2 separate regions of the Homo sapiens genome follow, and region 1 is linked to region 2. Evidence: chromatin contacts called from ENCODE Hi-C or POLR2A ChIA-PET data. All regions are on one chromosome and are shown on one strand. Each heading gives the region's core, a stretch centred on a gene start or an enhancer-like site at or near the end of the contact. The rest is flanking DNA. Distances are from core to core; before and after follow the strand shown.

Region 1 (3,916 bases), core at 975-3,474, 34 kb before region 2:
ACTATGTATAAAGTTTGGGTCGTCTGATTAAAGGAGGAAGAGTTAGGGGAGTGAATCTTCTGTCTGCCAGCTCTGTCCCCTTTCTACTCTTGGAGTTAGCACCTTGTCTGTGTGGTACACAAGTGGAAAAGAGGATACACTCAACACTAAAAGTTCTTGAATGTGGATACCAAGTCTAAAGCAGATAGGTACCTGCTTGCCAAGTGTGGTAAGTTCTGGGATGGGAGTCAGAAAACTTAGGTCTGCCACTGACCTGCTGTGTGGCCTTGAGCAAGATTGTCAGCATCCCTAGACTCAGTTTTCTCATCTCTAGAATAAAGGGATTGAATAATAAAGTAATATTTAAGGATTCTTTTCATTCTAAATATTGCAAGCAGAATTTATATTTTTTAAAAAAAGACTTTTATTCTTACTTATAAGCATAATATTCTTGTTTTAAATAAAAAAAAATGATAAGAAATTAAAGGCCAGGTGCGGTGGCTCATACCTGTAATCCCAGCACTTTGGGAGGCTGAGGTGGGCAGATCACTTCAGGTCAGGAGTTTGAGACCAGCCTGGCCAATATGGTGAAATCCCATCTCTACTAAAAATACAAAAACTTAGCTGGGCGTGGTGGCGTGCATGTGTAGTCCCAGCTACTTGGGAGGCTGAGACATGAGAATGACTTAAACCCAGGAGACGGAGGTTGCAGTGAGCCAAGGTCGTGCCAGTATGCTCCAGCCCGGGCAACAAAGTGAGACCCTGTCAAAAAAAAAGAAAAAAGAAAGAAAGAAAAAGGAAAGAAAGAAAGAAATATTTATCACTGCACCAGCCAGGGGAGAGTTCACTTCCGACAAGGTGAGTCTTGAGTCTTTGAGGACTCAGAAAAGGATGATGGTAGTATTTAGGGGAGGAGACAGGTCAGCAAGGTGGAGAGGAGACATCTCATGTCCAAAGGTTTCTTCCACAGATAGGGACACTCCATGTCTGAGTTTATGCTGGGGGAGCTCAGAGAAAGCCAGTCAAGTCAGGTGAGGCTAAATTTGGGAGGATATTGAGTACCAGCCAGGCTGACAAAGCACGTATTTGGACTTTTGTTCTTTGAGTAGAACAGAGCTGGTTGAGGCTTTGAAACAAAGAGACGATGAAGTGATATGTTGGTAGAATCAAACAGATTAGTTAGAGAGTGCAGGCTAGGCTGGAGTCAGGGAGACCACTAATAATTCTGTCTGACAGATCTCAGCTGGATTTTTCTCTCTGACTTTAGTTAAATGCAGTGAGCCTGGATATAGAAACATATATTGTGAAGAGATAGTTGTTGGGGAAGATGGTCAAGGGGGCTGTGAAATTCAGAACAAAATTAGCCAACTTATTTTGTAAATCAGACATACAGCCTAGAATTAACCCAAGTGAAGTTTTGTTTTTGTTTGGTTTCAGTATTGTTACTTCTCACAGCACTCGTCAGTGAAGTGGTGAATGCTTTGCCCTTTCTCGCTGAAGTAAAATGGTTTCCATCTGACCATAACCTTTTAGAACTAGAGAGGATCTTAGGAAAATACGAGCTCAGCTCCCTCTTTTTTACACATAATTTGCAATCTGGAGAGGCTGAGTGACTAACTCAGGGTCACAAAGCTAGTTAGTTTGGGCTAGATCAGTGAGATATCATCTGGTTCCAGGCCTGTTTTGGGTACTGTGTTAAACATTCATGACAACTGCTTTGAGTTACTGAACCCTCAGGAGATAGGAAAAAGATGGTGGAAATTAATTGAGATAAAGGTGGCCCAGGTAGATGTTGAACCACCAGCATTGAACAGATGGCTAGCCTTGGTCACACCCTGCATGAGGTGGAGGTAGATGAGCTTCCCAGATGCTCTTCTTGTGTAGCTCTCCTGAACATGGTAGGTAGGGGTCTTAAGCTTTGGTTTCCGCATGTCTGTGTTCCAGGTACAGGAGCACTGGGAGTGGAGGCAGGGAAGGGCCTTCAGCTCACTATCCTGGGAGAGAGAAGGTGGGTCCTTAGATGATCAGCTGAAATACATGTGAAGTTCCAAGGTTTTTGCACCTGGGCACCAGAAAAATGTTTATGAAACATTACCTATGCTTGTTCTTCCCCCGCTGCTCCAGTGCCTTCTGTTCTCCCCATGTGTTTGCTTTTGATGTTAACTGCCAAGGTGGTGTGGTCATAGACAGCAGGAAGTAATATCTGATATGCAGGTCTCCTGGGGTGGGGGGAGGTGGGTGCCAGGATGGGAAGGGTGGCGGTTTTGGCACATTGTTGTGAGAACTCTGTGCACTTAGAAGCCAACAGGTGCTGTTATAGCAAAGAGAGAGAAGAAGGAGGAGTTGACCGTCTGGTCATACATATAACCAGCATTTTTTATGGTAGCTTTTTACTCTTAAGTTTTTCTAAGGCCACTGCACCATAGGTTAACTCCGAATAAAGTGGGGCTTGTCCTCTGTACTGAATCACACAGCTAGTAAGTATCATGGCCAAGGGCATCTACAAACCTAGGCTTGAGACAGAATGAAAATAGTCCCCAAACCAAGACACAGTATCCGGAGAGCCCAAGGTCCCACAGACGCCTAGGAGGTCCCACCCAGCTTTGCCATGGTAAGGCTTGATCCATTTCCCCATCCTACTTTGAAACTAGATTTTACCATCAGGACTCCCGTTGGGATAACAAAATTCATACTGCTTGTGTAGGACAGGAAACTTGTATTTTTTAAAAAATTTCCTTCTCTTGGGCTTCCAGCGACCCCCCTCCCCTCTGCTTTTCTTGTTAATCCCCATCAGCTGGGCATTCTTCTTAGCATAAAGGATCCCTTGTGAGGCTAAACTGTGAGGGTAGTTTGGTTATAATGGCTTACCTGTAGACCCACTCTTCCACACTCTCTTGTTCAGGATGGAGCAGTACAACAGTGACCAGGAGAACTAGATGTGTGTGGTTCATTTCCCATCCCGTCCCTGGGCAGTGTGTTGGTTGGCATGCAGCCTGAAATATACACCCCCCCAACTGTCTCAACAAGGACAATTTAGCAACAAAACCAGAGGCCCCAAGGAAGAGCATATCTGAGGTTGCTTGGGGATGTCACCAAGGAGAAACAACACTCTTCATCTCTCCCATCTTAACCTTTCTCATCCGTAGACCGATTGAATCTGAATGTCACCCCCATCCTCCCATCCTCCCGAGTTGGTATTTTAATAATCCAAGAGATTCTAACATGCTTTAGCTAATCCGGGATTTAGAAGGGGCAACACCCAAATCAAACCTAGAAGGTTGCAACCAACCTGGGCAGTATTGACCAGGGAGCATTTAGTCTTTTTAAAGATCCTCCTCTCTCTCTTCTGCCTATTAATTCATTCCGATTAATCTGTCATACTGGGTGGTATTTAAAAGGTGACACACATTCGTATTAGTGAGCTGAGGAGAGGAATGTTGCTCCTTTTCTTTCGCCCTTTGTTCTTTCTCATTTCAAATTAGATGACCAATAACCTCCCAGGGAGGCATATACCAAATGGATGTTACATGTGAAGCAAATTGTAAGAGCCAATAAAAAATAAATTCTAATTGTTGATCCAAAGAGTCGCTTTGAATAAAAAAAATTAAAAAATAAAAAAAAAATCACCTACAGCAGTCCAAAATTATAACTGGTTTTTATTTTTATTTTAAAAGGTTCGGCTGAAACTTTAAAAGGTCTATTAATGTTTTCAGAAATTTTCCTTGGTGATGTAACACAGATGTCTTTAGGATATGAATTTAGCTATTTTAATGGTTAAAGCAGTAAATATAGAGGTGTTTTAAAATGTTGCCCCTTTTTGGTGGAGTGGGGGCCAGTTACTTTGCAGGGAACAGGAATAATTCCTTATATTTGAATTTTTTTTTTTTTAACAAAACTTTGTTAACATAGGATTGGTATTTGCTTGAATTTAAAGGAA
Region 2 (4,234 bases), core at 1,532-4,031:
CTGAAAAGGTCATCATTTCCAAAGAAATGAGAGCTCATTTAAAGTTTCTAGGTATGAAAATCCTAGGTTCTTGCCCTTCTCCTTCCACTTCTTGGTGGCAGTGGGTAGGGAATCAAACATCAGATGACCTTCTTCCTCTCTGGTTTCTCCCCACCGCTGTATCAGACCAGGAAGGTGAAAGAGGGTCATGCTGACTCTCCTAACTCCCATCCCTCTGCCACGCCTCCCCTCCACTGCAGCACTGGCATGGTTACCTGTGAAGCAACTGCCAAAGACAACATGGGCAGCCTTTGTGTCTGGGTAGCCCAGTTCACAATGGCGGTTAATGGAAGTTCCTGTTCAGACGCCCTCCAACTCCCCAGAGGGCGTGGGCATCTCCTCTTATGTAAAGGGGAAATCTTAGGAAATTTTTAATTTTTCCTTTAATCAGTCAGCAAGGTCATAAGAGGCTTTGTAAGTATTCATTAGAAGTGGAAAGCAGGCCGGGCGTGGTGGCTCACACCTGCAATGACAGCATTTTGGGAGGCCAAGGCAGGCGGATCACCTGAGGTCAGGAGTTTGAGACCAGCCTGGCAAACATGGTGAAACCCCATCTCTACTAAAAATACAAAAATTAGCCAGGTGTGGTGGTGCGCCTGTAGTCCCAGCTACTCAGGGAGGCTGAGACAGGAGAATTGCTTGAACCTGGGAGGCAGAGGTTGCAGTGAGCCGAGATGGCGCCACTGCACTCCAGCCTGGGTGACAGAGCAAGAGTCCGTCTCAAAAAAAAAAAAAAAGAAGAAGTGGAAAGCAAAATTTCTAGTGAACATACCATAGAAATTTATAGCAGATCTACTGTGTGTCAAGTTTTGTTCTGAACAGGTGGAGAGGAGGGCACAGAAATGAACAGGCAATGAACAAGGAGCCTGGAACTCTTGGTGAATCGAGGTGTGCATGAGAGACAGGCAAATGAATAAGCATACTGTAAATCAAGGCCAGAGAGTGCCTCTGAATGGGGACCTGACAGGGTGGAAACCGATCTTCTTGTCTTGAAGTCTTCCTTGAGGGAAAGGATGAGTTTCACTGGAGTGAGGAAGAGGTAAGGAGGGCTTTTCTCCGTGGGGGTAGCATCTGCCTTCTGGGGTCGGTCTAAGGGAGGTGTGGGGAAGGGGCTGGCCTCACGGGCCTGCACCCTATGCTACCACACCGGCTTGCTCTCAGAAGGGCCCCACACTTGGTTTAATGCTCTGCTGTTGCTGCCTTGAAATTCTTACTAAGTTTTGAACTAATTATTATTTAGTTAATAAATAACAAATTATTTTCATTTTGTACCAGGCCCTGCAAATCATGCAGCTGGTCCTGCCTATGGAGATGGGACTGTAAAAGTAGATTTGGCTGGATTGTGAAGAGCTTTGCCCGTCAAGCTTGGGAACATCTGACTTTATTCCATAAGCAGTAGGGAGCCATGGAAAGTATGCTGACAGGGTTGGGAGAAAGGGGCACTGGAGGCTGTGAGACCAGGGAGGCCAGCAGTCCACCGAGGGAGGCTGATAACACCACGCTGGGATAGACACCGAGAGCTGCAGTTCCCACACCTGGTGGAGATAGGCCGGCTCTGGGCACTGGGAAGGAGGCCGAGAGCGGCCGTTGCAGGTGGCTGAGGCTTCTAGCTGAGCAGATCCTGCACATCAAGAATGCAGGAGAAAGAAGTCCCTCAGCCAGTGGCAGCGAGGCAGATGTTTTGCAGGAGTGGGGCAAGGCTCTTTCCAGAAAGACCCGGAAATCTCTGGTGGGACAGCTTGTAGAAACATGCACTGCAGCTGCTCAGCTACAGCAAATGACCTGCAGATCAAGGTTTTTGTCAGTATCGAGAGCTTCACTAGAACAAATATTCATCCAAAAATAAACTTCCCGTTCTTCCTGTTTTTATAACTTGCCTATTTCCTCTGAGTTTGAGGCTGGGCTCCAGTTCCATGGGTTATTAATCTTCAGAGGATCAAGACCTCTATAGAAGTATTTCCTGTACATGTTTATCTACCCAGCCCTAAATTATATTCTCCAAATGATAAGAGAACTTTTCCATACTCGTGTGTCAGACTTCTCCTTAGGGAGATTTCGATTAGGCACCACAGCAAGTAGGGCCAAACCAGAAAGCCTTATCTCAGAACATAGGGAACCCACGTAACGGTGGGGAGCGGCCTTTGGTGGGTTTTGATGGGCACTCAGCCTCCCTCCTCCATGTGAAAGGTAGCTTCTTTCTGGCCAGAGTTCTAAGGACATAAAGTAATAGCTGAAGAGGGCCCTATCTGAGGATATTTTAAATTCCCTGTTGAATACCACAGGGGATATTAGCTAAAGAAATTCTGCTCCTTTGAAGAGCTCAAAATACCCCTCATTGGACCATCACTTGTTCTTACAGCATCTTCCAACTAGAAACAGGGCCCCGGCCTCACAGACAAGGGAACTAGAGTGAACTTGGTGCTCATGACAGCACAGAGCAAGAGGGAAAAGCTCTGTTGAAGCTTGGGCCGAGTTCAGACCTGATAGACAAGTATGGTTAAGCAGGCGTGGGCGCTTTACTCATCGGCCCGGTCCACCTGCCTCTGGAGCCCTTCCTTGCTCTCCTACTTTTTGTGCTTACAGACGCCAAGCTAGCATGCCGGTGGTATTTTTAAAACGTAAGCCTTCTTGTATGACTCTTGCAGAGAGGCGGTGGTGACCGGGCTGCGTGGGTGGCGGCTTGTGCCGCAGCGGAACTTGGAGAAAGGCCAGCTGCCTTTTACTGAGGCCTTCCGAGGTGGGGCTGGGATGCCACATTTTTCAAACACACCACCGCAAGGCAGCACCCCTCCCCCTTAGAGATCCAGGTGACTCCACTGAGAATTACTGCGCCACACCGTGGCTTCTAGACCCACACTGTCAAGTATGTAGTCCTTGCCACCTGGGCTGTTGAACCTGGAAATGAGGCTTGTACGAACTGACTAAAAGTGCAAAATACACATTGGATTTTGAAGCCTTATTACAAAAAGAAAAAAAAGAATGTGAAGTATCTCATTAATGATTATTTTATTTTGGTTACTGTGGAAACAAATATTTTAGATATCTTGGTTTGTGTCAACTATGTTATAATTAATGACACCTGCTTTTTAATTACTCTTTAAATGTGACTACTAGAAAATTTTAAACTGTGTATGTGGCTCAGTTTCCATTTCTATGGGACAGTACCGCTAGTCTGTGCTGTGAGTTCAGCTGCCAGTTGTGGCTTTGAAACCAGTACATTCCCAGAGGCTCCTCTCCTTAGTGGTCTGGCTGAGGGGGGGTTACCCAGCCCTAACCCTAGACTGCCTAGGGTAGTGTGTGGGACAGCCTGCTTCCAGGCAAAAAGTTAATAATTTAATAAGCAGCAGCAAGAATTTCTAAAAATCCTTTCCAAAGCACCCCCCCTGGCTTTTTTTTCTTCTTCTTCTTCGTAGCCTTCTTCCTGGACCAGCCTTCTTCCTGGAAATCTTTTTTTAAATGCAGAACTCTTCCCTTCTGTCCCACATGGGACCTGTGGAGGTGATGGTGTCCAGAGGGGCTATTGTTTTATTTTATTTTCTTGTTTAAATTGTTCTTTTGCCCACAGGTCAGGCTGCTCCAGTAGCTGCCTTTTAACCCTTCCTCTGCAGGACCATCTCAGAAACCACCCAGCAAAGACTGGGAAGCCACTCTTTTAGACCAGTTCCCCCTCCCTTCTCCCTTTGGAGTGGTTACTCAAGCGCAGACATATATTGGGAAAACACAAGGTGGATGTGAAACCAAGGAAACTCCTGCTTTGAGAAGTACAGAAGTGCAGACCCACAACCAACCTCCTAATGTCAAGCTGGCATTTTAGGAAAAAGGTGTGTGTGGTGGGGGGAATTCCACTGGTGTCTGAAAGCCCCCAAGTAATTCCCTGTTGCAAGGAGGAGTCTCATGTTGACTTCAGAGGTCCAGGCAGAACCTGTTGAATTGCACAGTTCCCATTTGCTAGAGGATATTACACGGTGAGATCTCTCTGCTCAGGGACCGGGGCTGAGGGCTTCTGTCATCAGCCAGTGGAGCGGCCCTGCACCGAGGCACCTCCCTGCTTTTGCCACATTTTGCCCACCCTGCTGTCTGTCATGTACTGAACCTTTGCTGGAATAATTGCCATAGGTGTCAACATGTATTAAGGGCTTGCTGTATGAAGGTACTATGCAAAGTGCCTTTTGCTATGTGCAGCTAACTAGCATAA

What was found. Hi-C counts contacts between places; a loop is a spot of excess contacts on that map. ChIA-PET counts read pairs that join two places held with the same protein, here RNA polymerase II (POLR2A). Pooled maps may share reads with other maps.
Region 1: a loop to region 2 is called in a map of posterior vena cava, with 18 times the contacts of the local background. The contact joins two enhancer-like sites. A Hi-C loop is called at or near these places in 13 of 168 maps with a recorded cell type or tissue (CD14-positive monocyte, Caco-2, PC-3 and 10 more), 4 of 37 single-sample maps with no recorded cell type and 18 of 50 pooled maps. POLR2A ChIA-PET finds 5 or more read pairs at or near these places in 7 of 52 experiments (CD4-positive, alpha-beta T cell, GM12878, MCF 10A and 4 more).

What each region holds. Positions count from the first base shown.
Region 1 is chr2:65,415,404-65,419,319 of GRCh38, reverse strand. The region is part of intron 1 of SPRED2 (sprouty related EVH1 domain containing 2); the gene reads left to right. Among named protein-coding and RNA genes, the nearest start is that of SPRED2, 15 kb to the left of the region's middle. Within about 2 kb of position 2,224, at least 6 of the 41 ENCODE cell types and tissues checked have a DNase peak (open chromatin) inside an H3K27ac peak, as active enhancers do; they include OCI-LY7 and body of pancreas, where a contact is called at or near this core.
Region 2 is chr2:65,381,518-65,385,751 of GRCh38, reverse strand. All of the region lies in intron 1 of SPRED2 (sprouty related EVH1 domain containing 2), which reads left to right. Among named protein-coding and RNA genes, the nearest start is that of SPRED2, 49 kb to the left of the region's middle. RefSeq lists enhancers at 2,364-2,413, 2,624-2,753. Within about 2 kb of position 2,781, at least 21 of the 41 ENCODE cell types and tissues checked have a DNase peak (open chromatin) inside an H3K27ac peak, as active enhancers do; they include OCI-LY7 and body of pancreas, where a contact is called at or near this core.